4 separate regions of the Homo sapiens genome follow, and regions 1, 2 and 4 are each linked to region 3. Evidence: chromatin contacts called from ENCODE Hi-C or POLR2A ChIA-PET data. All regions are on one chromosome and are shown on one strand. The core of a region is the stretch at or near the end of the contact, and the rest is flanking DNA. Distances in the headings are between cores, read along the strand shown.

Region 1 (2,700 bases), core at 56-2,555, 1.7 Mb after region 3:
GTCTCACTATGTTACCTAGGCTGGTTTCGAACTCCTGGGCTGAAGCAATCCGCCTTGGCCTACCAAAGTGCTGGGATTACAGGTGTGGGCCATGTTTTATATTTCTGATACAGAATGATAGCAATGTTGAGAATCAGTGCTACTCTGAATAAGCTACTGATGAAAGTGTCTTAATCCATTTGGGCTGCTACAACAAAAATATAGATTAGGTGGCTTAAGGCAACATTTATTTCCCACAGTTCGGAAGCTAGAAGTCCAAGATCAAGGTGCCAGCATGGTGGTGTTCTTGGTGAGGACCTACTCCCTGGTTTGCAGATAGCCATCTTCACACTGTCTTGTCACATAGCATAGAGAGAACCAGAGGGCTAGCACTCTGGAGTCTCTTTTATAGGGCACTAATCCCATGCATTAGGGTTCTACCCTCAGACCTAAATTACCTTCCAAAGGACCTACCCTCTAATACCATCACATTGGGGGTTAAGATTTCAACACATGAATCTGGGAGAGACACAAACATGCAGTCTACCCCAGAGGGCATGTCTCAAGTGTGCTGAGACAGAAGACTGAACTCATGGCATAAAGGAATCACAGGCTAAATGATTATTATCATTAGTTCTACACATATTGAGGGCCTCCTATGTGCCTGGCATTGTTCTGGGCACTGGGAATAAAAGCTAGAAACAAAGTATCTGCTCTCAAGGAACTTACAGTCTAGTGAGGGAAGTCAAATGAGGAAATACTTCTTGAGTGGGGCTCAGAACCCAAATCTGAGCAATTCTAATATTGAAAGACTGAGGAATACTTTGCAAAGGAGACTGAAGAGGTATATCCACAGGTAGGGAGACAACTAGCTCTGTCTAAAGAGAACTTAGCGACATATCAAGTGCAAGTGGCATACACTACCAACACTGAAGAATATCAAGAACCCTCAGGATGGTCACTAAAATAATTCAGAATCAGAAACCAAAAAAATATATGAAAGAAGCCTAAAGTAGACGCTGACAAGACTTTATGACCTATATCAGGAATCAACTAGTACAGCCAGTTGGCCAAATCCAACCTCTATATTTCCACGGTTTTCGTAAAAAAAAAAAAAATTGTGGTAAAATATACATTACCATAATACTTCTCATTTTAACCATATGTAAGTGTACAGTTCAGTGCCATTTAATACATTCAGAATGTGTAACCATCACCACTATCTATACCCAAAATATTTTCTTCATTCCCGCAAAAAACTCTATACCCATTATGCAAGAACTTTCACTTCCCCTCAGCACCTGCTAACCTCAATTCTACTTTCTGTCTCTATGAATTTGCCTATTTCAGGTACCTCATACCAGTTGAATCATACAGTATTTGCCATCCATGCCTGGTTTATTTCACTAAGCATAATGTTTTTAAGACCCACCTGTTGTAACATATAACAACATTCCATTCCTCTTCATGGCTGAATAATATTCTGTACATACATACCATTTTGTCCATCTGTTAATGGATGGAGAAATAAACATGGCTAGATAATTAATCAGATGGGTTGGGGAGGAACAGGGATGCCAAGTATGCCACCTGAGTTTCTTGCTTCTAATTTTTAGAAGATGGTGGTGTCATTTGATGAGATGGAGGACAAGAGTGTGAAAGAGATGATGTGCAGAAGATTTAGAGTTCCTCTTTGGTTTGAGGTATCTGTGCAAAATCTAATGGGCAGACCTCAAAAAGGCAACTAAATATGCATGTATAGGGGATAAGAAACCTAGGTCAGAGAGAATTATATCGTAATCTGTGAGAATCACTGGCATATAGATGTTTTTTTTTTTTTGTGACAGGGTCTGGCTCTGTTGACCAGACTAGAGTGATCATAGTCTGCATGATCATAGCTCATTGCAGCCTCAAACTCCTGGACTCAAGTGACCCTCCTGCTGCAACCTCCCAAGTAGGTGGGACTACAGGCCCACAATACCATGCCTGACTCAGACTGCATTGAAAGCCCCAGAAAGACATTGTAAGATTATCTACTGAAAAAGAATACAGTCAGAGAGGAGAAGGATTATAATCAAAACCTGAACAATTCTAATATTAAGAGAATGAGGAAGACTTTGCAAAGGAGACTGAAGAGAGATGTCCACAAGTAGGGAGACAACTAGCTCTGTCTAAAGAAAACTGTACTCAGTGACGTATCAAGTGCCAAGTGGCATACAGCAAAAGCAGTTTGCCCTAAGCACAGACAAGAGAGGCTGCATGGTCTGTACATAATTTTAAAACCATAATAAAACTGGCTGAAAATAAGTGTACTCTTGATCATTACCACATTCCACACTTATTTATTTATTTATTTTTCCTGAGATGGAGTCTCGCTCTGTCCCCCCCAGGTTGGAGTGCAGTGGTGCAATGTTGGCTCACCGCAACCTCTGCCTCCCTGGTTCAAGTGATTCTCCTGCCTCAGCCTTCCAAGTAGCTGGGATCACAGGGGCACACCACCACGCTCAGCTATTTTTTGTATTTTTAGCAGAGATGGGGTTTCACCATGTTGGCCAGGCTGGTCTCTAACTCCTGATCTCAGGTGATCCGCCCACCTCAGCCTCCCAAACTGCTGGGATTACAGGCATGAGCCACCGTGCCCGGCCCTCCCACACTTTCAAATAATATCAGTTTCTTGCCTTAAAATAAAACATATTTTGTTGGTCTAAGTTTGAAATAATT
Region 2 (2,700 bases), core at 127-2,626, 1.7 Mb after region 3:
ATCACACACATAAAACATGGCTTCCCTTCAAAACAAAAACATCCCGGGGCCGGGGCGCGCGGCCGGCGCTCACCTGAGGACCACATGGTGACCGAGAACTCGCCCTCCAGGGTCTTGATCTGCACCTGCTTCTGCTCCCACTTCTTGTTGCCCGGGTCGGCGCCGCCGCCGCCCGCCGCGCCGGCCCCGCCGCTGAGGTAACTCTTCTTGCCGCTCTTCTTGCCGCCGCCCTTCTTGACGCGGCCGCCTCCCGACGACGACGAGCCGCCGCCGCCGCTCTTGCCGGCCGCCGCCACGGTGACCAGCGTTTGTTCAATGTAGTCGTCGTCGCCGCCGGCCGGCGCGGGCACCGGGATGAGAATCTGATCCTCGAAGCCGTCCTCGGCGCGCAGCCCGTCCGAGTCGTCGCCGCCCACCACCTCCTCGCGCGTCTGCACCAGGATCACCTCCTGGTGGTGGTGCACCTGGGTCGGGTCGTCGGTGACCAGCGGCTGCAGAGCGATCATGGGCGGGTGGTGGTGGTGGTGATGGTGGTGGTGGTGGTGGCCGGCGTGCCCGTGGCCGCCCCCGCCGCCGTGGTCGCCACCGCCGCCGTCCTCGTCGTCGTCGTCCTCCTCCTCCTCCTCGCCCACCACTGTGGTCTCGATGGTCTCCACCGGGATGGTCTCCACCTCGATCTCGTGCAGCTCCACGATCTCGGCCGGCATCTCCGAGCCGTCCGTGGCGATGTAGAGGGTGTCGCCCGAGGCCATGGCTGAGGGCTCCGCCGCCACGGCCGCGGCGGCCTCGGCTCCTCGGCTGCGGGCGGGCGGGCGAGGAGGCGGCCGGCCGTGGGGAAGGAAGGCAGAGGGAGGAAGGCGGCGAGCGGGCGGGGGGAGAGGGGGCGGGCGGCGGGGGAAGGGGCGGGCGCCGCGGCGGCGGCGGGGCTTCCCCGCCTCCCTCGCCTCGGTGCGCCCGCGCCCGCGCTCGCTCGGCCGCTGCTCGTCTCGGCTCCCCGCCTCGCCTCGCCTCGCCGCAACCGCCCGCCCTGGCCGCGCCTCCTCCCGCCCTCCGGGCCGGCGCTCCGCTTCCCCCTTCCTCCTGCGCCTCCGCCTCCTTCCACACAAATACCAACTCCTCAACCCGAGCCCAGATCTCGCCGCCGCCGCCACACTCTGCTCGGGCCCGGCCTCGCGAGACTTCCGCGCTGGCCTCAGCCCGCCCCGCCTCGCTGCCACTCGCCCGTTCGCCCTCTCGATTCTCCTCTCGGCCAATCGATCTGTCCGCTGGCCTCCGCGGCCCCGCCCACTCGCCGGGCTCCTCCCGGATTGGGGCCGATGGGACCGGGGGCGGGGCGGCTCGCACGCGCCCTGGCTGGCCCGCGGCGCGTGACGTCAGCGCGCCGCCGCCGCCGCCACCGCCTCCCGCTTCCCGGTGTCGCGCGGCTGCCGCCCTTCGCGGTGCAACAGCCACAAAACCCGCCGCCTCGGGCCGGGGCCGCACTCGGGAACGGGGCGTCGCCGCTACAGCCGCTGCCTTGGGAGCCGGTGAGCGGTCCGCGCGGCCCCGGGCACCACGGGGGCGGGAGCCTGAGGAGAAGGGAGGGAGGGGCCGGCCGGGAGCGGGGTTGAGGCGGGTGGGCGGCCCGGGGGCCGCGCGGGGAGCGGCTGGCGCGTGCGGGGCGGCCCTGTCGCCCCAATAAAGTCTGCTTTGACGAGAATCGCCTGTGCTTCCTTTTTCGCGTCGGGAGGTGTTTGTTCTTGTCGCCTGGCTTCGGGCGAGCGATGGCCGCGGGGTGAGTGTGGAGGACCGAACGGACAAAATCGGGCGACGCGGGCAGCGTCCGGTATCTCGCCGCGAGCGCCCGGCGGGGTGCGGGGCCGAGCGCGGGGTCGGCGCGAGCTCGGCGGAAGCGCCCGCGGAGCCCCAGGGCCACCGTTGGGAGGATGTCCGTTATTCTTTAGTGACCCGCGGAAACCTGAGACGCAGCCGTTGGGTGCCTGTTTCCCCGTAGATCTTAGAACTACAGGGTCCTGGCGGCTTTCTAAAATTTTCTCCTGAGCTTCCCCTTCTTTGCTCTCCAGTCAGCCATTGTTTCCCTTGCCCACCCTTTCCCCCTATTTGTCACTTTCATAGGTGCTCCTTTTTACGCCCACCAGGTTTTGCATTTGTCTCATTTAAAATTCCAAATTTTTTCAGCCGTGTCCTCCATTGTACCTGCAACAGAGCCTAGATTTTTTTTTGTGGCACGGATTAGCGGCAAGTTAAACCTTCCTGAATGAGTTACATTGCAGCGAAGTGTTTCTGCTCTTATCTGTCCTTTTGGTCGACCTGACAATTTGCCTTAAAGCAAAACAAAGATTTCCTGATTTTTAAGGAAACTATGACAAATTGAAGAGTTGGAAAGGTGTGTCTTTGTTGTACTCGTTTGGCCGATTTAACGCCTCTGTGAATTTGTTCAACTTAAATATTATCAACATTTACTGTTTTGTAATAGTGTTCATGCAGTTGAGGCCCATGATTTTCTGAACTGTACGCAATACATTAATCTTAGGCTCAACTTGTTAAAACAAGTAGACTATACATTCTCATTAAAAGGCAACTTTATAAATCCTAGTCCCTTCTTATTGCTAAATCGCATTGGACTTGACTTTTGAGAATATTAGTGTAAGGAGTGACAAATTAGATCGTTTTCTCTTTGAATCTGAGCTTTGAAACCTG
Region 3 (2,700 bases), core at 81-2,580:
ACCCTTCCCACCTCTCTCCCCATCTTTAGCTTTTCCCTGTATCACTTATTCAACACAGCATAGATTTTGTTGAAGGCAGGGGTTTCTGCCTTCTGTTTAATGCTAGCTGCCCAGTGCCTAGAAAAGTGCCTGGCATCCAGTAGGTGTTCAATAGATATTTATAGAGTTAAATGCACTAAACTTAGGAGGCGGAAGTTGTTTTTTTTGGAGGCCTTTGCCCATTTCACTCCCTCCTTCCCGTTCCACCTTCTAGGTTTCTCATTCCCTCTGCTTCTTCTCTTTTGCTGGCTCTGGCCTGCAGCCCTCTTGCCCCTGGTGTAAAGGGCTCAAAACGCCAGACAGCTCTGCCGCCATGGGGAGGAGACCCTGACTGAGAAGCCAGGGCCCCGGCCTCCAGGGTCACCAGTACCTTGGGCAGGCCGGGGTGTCGCTGGGGCTTGGGTGACTCCACCAGGCATGGAGGGGGTGGGTACTCCCAGCTGGCTCGCCAACCTTCGCTTCTTGCCTCGCAAAGGCAACCTGGCGGAGGGTCTGTGGGTCAAGCAGAGTCCAGCTCTAGTTTCTCCCCTTCCAGGCTGTGCGCCCTCAGCCAGGCCTCTCCTCGCCTACAGGGCTCGCGGACACTTCTGACCCTCACTGAGGTCGTAAAGATTACAAGTCAGTGGTCCACAACGACTGGCGTCGGGCCCGCCGCATACCCACTATGTACGACTGGCCGCTAAGTCAGCCGAGGCCCTGGGGCTCCGCTCCACAACCCAGCCCACGGTCAGCTTTCCTGGGCTGCTCCGTCCCGCGAGGCCATCGCCCCATTCATATTCGGCAGGGCATTTCCACGCGTCCCGTCTCAGGCAAGCCCCAGAGCACCCTTTTTCGGGCAACACTGTGCCCACTTCACTGGAGAGGGAACTGAGGTCCACGTCATTGGGAGAGGAACACGTGACATATTGAGCTCTTTCCTCAGCAAGTGACCTAACCCGCCTTGCCCTCGGCCGTGAGCAGAGGGCCAGACCGGAAGTCCGCTAGCTCTGCTGTTCCGAGGCCCGCCAGTCTCCAAACCCCGGTCTTAGATCGAGGTCTCTGGCCGTTTCCCTCCGCAGCAAAACCCTTGTTCCAGGACTACACCAGACGGGTCACACGACCTAGATCGGCACGGTCACATGTCCCGCAGTCCGGTCATGTGCACCCTCGGACCAATCCCAGCGGCCAGGAAGGAGAGGCATTGTGATTGGCCCATGCCCTTCAGGGGGCGGGACTCCTGCTGAGGAGGGCCTTCCCCGTTCTCACCTCTGCGTTCCGCGTGAATCTCGCTCACTCGCGAGATTGGGCGTCTGACAGGTGCCCTTAGGTCCCACAATGCACAGGCCGGAGGCGGGGCGGTCCTGCATTGACGCAACCTCGCGCGCCGCTTGCGTCACCTCTCGGTGCCGCCCTTGAGATTGGGGCATTTCTCGCTGAGATCCTGCACTCGGCTCCAGGTATCCTGGAGGAAAGAACGAACTTCTCCTGGGCCCAGAAGTTTAGGTCCGCTGTCGTCCCCCGCCTGCCTCTAAGGCCCTCTCCTCGCGACAGCCTCTGAAACCATCGGCTCCTTCCTCATTTCTGTCACGGCCTGGCTTGCATTCCAAGCCAGGCACTCATTTCATGTTTATTGTTCCAGCTGGACTAGGGGTACTTAAACCGTGGTCCATGGCTGGGCTTCCGGGGCCGTGACCCCCTTAAATTATATGCAGTATGTAGCTTGTTGTGGGTGGCTTCTGTCACACTTAAATGCTGGGTGCCATCACAGGACTGGCAGGGCCCTACTGTGGTCGTCAGTGCGCTCTTTGTCAGCACAGAGCCTGACGCAAATGTCCAAAGGTGCTAATTAGACAGAGGCAAATATCCCAACTGTTGCCCTCTGCACACACCTCGGTCTACTCTTTTAAGACTACTTGCTGTTACCTGCACACACCTTTATTTATTTATTTATTTATTTATTTAATTTTTGAGACAGGGTCTCGCTCTGTCGCCCAGGCTGGAGTGCAGTGGCGCGATCTCGGCTCACGGGCTCAAGCGACCCTCCTGCCTCAGCCTCCCGAACAGCTGGGACTACAGGCCTGCGTCACCACGCCCGGCTAGTGGTTTTTTTCTTTTTTTTTTTTTCTTGAGACGGAGTCTTGCTCTGTCGCCCAGGCTGGAGTGCAGTGGCGCCATCTCGGCTTACTGCAACCTCCGCCTCCCAGGTTCAAGCGATTTTCCTGCCTCAGCCTCCCGAGTAGCTGGGATTATAGGCGCTCGCCACCACACCCGGCTAATTTTTGTATTTTTAGTAGAAACGGGGTTTCACCATGTTGGCCAGGCTGGTCTCGAACTCCTGACTGCCTCGGCCTCCTAAAAGTGCTGGGATTACAGGCGCGAGCCACTGCGCCCGGCCTAGTTTTTGTATTTTTTGTAGAGACGGGGTTTCGCCATGTTGCCCAGGGTGGTCTTGAATTCCTGAGCTCAAGTGATCCTCCCGCCTAGGCCTTCCAAAGTGCTGGGAGTACGTGAGCCACCGCTCCTGGCCCTGCACACAGCTTTTGATTGTACGCCTTCCTTCTGTCATCATGCTGTTCTCTCTGACCGAACAAATCTCTCTTCATCTTTCTATCAAACATCGATTGAGTTTGAGCGAGGGCGTGGAGGGGTTGAGCACAGTGCCAGGCACTGGAAGCACGTTGG
Region 4 (2,700 bases), core at 171-2,670, 1.3 Mb before region 3:
GATGACCTGGGCAGTTTCACAAGTGTTCCAAGGTGACCACGAAGATTTGAACCTCTTTGCATGATTTTGTGGGGTTTTCCGGGTTAAGTGAATAGCGAATCATTTTCACAGATTACCTCAGGAGGTTTAGGGGAAGAGAGAACCCAAAAATGTGCACGTCTGTCTGTCCTAGGTGAATGCAGACACCCTCCATCCTCCATCCCCAGTGGGAGTGGATGCATTCTTTTTTTTTTTTTTTTTTTTTTGAGACGGAGTTTTGCTCTTCGCTCTTGTTACCCAGGCTGGAGTGCAATGGCGCTATGATCTCAGCTCACCACAACCTCCACCTCCTGGGTTCAAGCGATTCTCTGGCCTCAGCCTCCCGAGTAGCTGGGATTACAGGTATGCGCTACCACGCCTGGCTAATTTTGTATTTTTAGTAAAGATGGGGTTTCTCCATGTTGGTCGGGCTGGTCTCAAACTCCCGACCTCAGGTGATCTGCCCGCCTCGGCCTCCCAAAATGCTGGGATTACAGGCGTGAGCCACCACGCCCGGCCTGCATTCTTTAGCTCGGTTGGCCGTCCGCCAAGCGCCAGCCAGGGTGGACCTCTTCCAGTAGATGCCACCTCTGCTGCAGCGGCTGTGACTGAGGCTACCACTTGGTTAAGTTTATGGCCGTCCACTCTCATTGCCATGAGCCTCTTTTATACTGTGGGAGATGAATAAATAGAAATGCATCTTCATGTCTTTGAGGATGGCCCGATTCTCTGCCCTCTCACCCGGCATGGCTTCCCATCTACTATCTTGACTCAATGAGGAAGCACTTTCAGGGCCTGCCACTGGTGTGTGCGTGCACCCATAGGCAGGGAGGTGTCTGGGCGGGGAGACAGAGACAAAGGCAGAGAGACAGAGAGAGACAGAGAGAGGGAAAGATGGTGTAAGTTGGGGAAAGGGGTGGGTGTGGCTTAGATGCCCACATGAGCAGAAGGTGACTGCCCTGTCCTTCGGCCTGTCCAGCAGCTGGCAGCCAGCTCACCGCTGAGCAACTGGATGGGAGTGGGAGGGTGTGATGCCGTCAGGAGTTCAAAGGAGCAGCTGGCTTGTTTAGAGAATATGGGGTGCTTTTTCCTGGATGGAGGCTGAGATCCAGAGGGACCAGGCCACAGAGCTCTCCCGGAGCATTCCCACAAGCCAGCAGCCGAGCAGGGTAGAGCCGTGGCATCTGCGTGAGGCCCATCCCATCCTGTCCAGCATGGCTCAGCAGGGTCTTGCTGGCCAGGGGTGTCAGGACTGGGAACAAGATGTTGCTGATTTCCATTTGCTGCCCCTGCACTTCCCCACACAGCCCAGAGCACAGCAGAAAGCAGCTGGTGTTTTGCTTCCTTTCCAGCAGAGGGAGGGAGCAGCTTGGTGAGGACAACTTGCCCTTGAGGCAGGGAAATGTGATCAGCACCCCCCACCTCCCTTGCCGGAGTGAGCTGCAGTAATTGGTTTTCCTAGAACAGCTATCCAACCCAAGGCGAAGAAACACCCAAACCAAAATGTCATAAAACTTACTGCGTTTAAAAACAATTATCAGGGCTGGGCGTGGTGACACACACCTGTAATCCCAGCACTTTGGGAGGCCAAGGCAGGTGGATCACCCAAGGTCAGGAGTTTGAGACCAGCCTGGCCAACACGGGAAAACCTCGTCTCTACTAAAAATAGAAAAATTAGCTGGGCATGGTGGCGGGCACCTGTAATCCCAGCTACTCAGGAGGCCGAGGCAGGAGAATTGCTTGAATCCGGGTGGTGGAGGTTGCAGTGAGCCGAGATTGCGCCACCGCACTCCAGCCTAGGCAACAGAGCAAGTCTCAAAAAAAAAAAAAAAAAAAAAAAGAATTGGATAAAGGTTGCTGCGCTAAAAATCAACAAAAAGATGACCTATTCTTCATAGGTTTCCATACCTATTTCACTATTTAAAAATTCCAGGAATTCAGGCAAAGTATGAAGGCAGCTGCCGCTAATAACACAGGTGCAATGCCTGCTGCATAACCGGGTGCTTTCTCTCCTCTCACCTCCTGGAGTTTTCTCTACAACAAACAAACTCCTGAAAAATAATGGTAAAGCCATCCGACAGCATCTAGAAATCTTGGAACATAGTGCTTTAAATATGATTCACAAAGTCAAATGGTAAGAATTGCAAAGTTTAAAAACAATTTATTTGTGCTCCATTTTCCTGTGCATAGCATAGTCAACCAGATGTTAATTACAAAACTGACAGCCAGCGCTGGGCTCACTTTAGGTATAAAATTAATTTGCCAGCGACACATATCCAATTGCAAGGTTGTGCTAAGTAGGTCGTAACTATATTTAGGACCACACAGAAAGGAAAAAGTGATTGCTCAATTCATCACTGAAAATGAGATGGAAACTTCATGGAACTAAGATCTAAACTTCGGCGAAGTGCTCCAAATCCAAACTGTAATTCTCAGAACCAGGTAGTTCAAAAAAACATACCACAAATTGCATTTGAAGAAAGCACATTCTGCCCATTCAGGCTTAAAGCAGTAAGGCATCTTTTAAAGAAGAAAAACTGCCAACAGAATGAATCACTGTTGTTAGTTAAAATACAGAAGTAGTCGTTTCCGTTTCCATTTACTATCCTGTATATCGCTGCTTTAAGATGCACCCAATAGGCCAGGCACCGTGGCTCACGCCTGTAATCCCAGCACTTCGGG

What was found. Hi-C counts contacts between places; a loop is a spot of excess contacts on that map. ChIA-PET counts read pairs that join two places held with the same protein, here RNA polymerase II (POLR2A). Pooled maps may share reads with other maps.
Region 1: a pooled map shows a loop between it and region 3 (4-fold over the local background). The contact joins two enhancer-like sites. A Hi-C loop is called at or near these places in 3 of 50 pooled maps. POLR2A ChIA-PET finds 5 or more read pairs at or near these places in 2 of 52 experiments (GM10248 and WTC11).
Region 2: a loop to region 3 is called in a pooled map, with 18 times the contacts of the local background. The contact joins the promoter of YY1-DT here to the enhancer-like site in region 3. A Hi-C loop is called at or near these places in 1 of 37 single-sample maps with no recorded cell type and 13 of 50 pooled maps. POLR2A ChIA-PET finds 5 or more read pairs at or near these places in 2 of 52 experiments (GM10248 and WTC11).
Region 4: a map of lower leg skin shows a loop between it and region 3 (22-fold over the local background). The contact joins two enhancer-like sites. A Hi-C loop is called at or near these places in 1 of 168 maps with a recorded cell type or tissue (lower leg skin). POLR2A ChIA-PET finds 5 or more read pairs at or near these places in 1 of 52 experiments (activated T-cell).

What each region holds. Positions count from the first base shown.
Region 1 is chr14:100,255,261-100,257,960 of GRCh38, reverse strand. All of the region lies in intron 1 of YY1 (YY1 transcription factor), which reads right to left. Among named protein-coding and RNA genes, the nearest start is that of YY1, 17 kb to the right of the region's middle. Within about 2 kb of position 1,305, at least 2 of the 41 ENCODE cell types and tissues checked have a DNase peak (open chromatin) inside an H3K27ac peak, as active enhancers do.
Region 2 is chr14:100,237,297-100,239,996 of GRCh38, reverse strand. YY1-DT (YY1 divergent transcript) reads left to right here and starts at 1,376. Exons shown (of 2, transcript NR_189150.1): 1 at 1,376-1,526. YY1 (YY1 transcription factor) reads right to left here and starts at 853. Exons shown (of 5, transcript NM_003403.5): 1 at 74-853. The coding sequence starts at 752. RefSeq lists enhancers at 1-101, 939-1,791 and silencers at 202-251, 742-811, 962-1,041, 1,102-1,701.
Region 3 is chr14:101,946,786-101,949,485 of GRCh38, reverse strand. No RefSeq gene overlaps it. Among named protein-coding and RNA genes, the nearest start is that of DYNC1H1, 16 kb to the left of the region's middle. RefSeq lists enhancers at 911-1,100, 1,401-1,520, 1,225-1,886. Within about 2 kb of position 1,330, at least 33 of the 41 ENCODE cell types and tissues checked have a DNase peak (open chromatin) inside an H3K27ac peak, as active enhancers do.
Region 4 is chr14:103,280,336-103,283,035 of GRCh38, reverse strand. It overlaps the pseudogene RPL17P4. Among named protein-coding and RNA genes, the nearest start is that of EIF5, 53 kb to the left of the region's middle. RefSeq lists enhancers at 29-826, 1,250-1,544, 827-1,625. Within about 2 kb of position 1,420, at least 5 of the 41 ENCODE cell types and tissues checked have a DNase peak (open chromatin) inside an H3K27ac peak, as active enhancers do.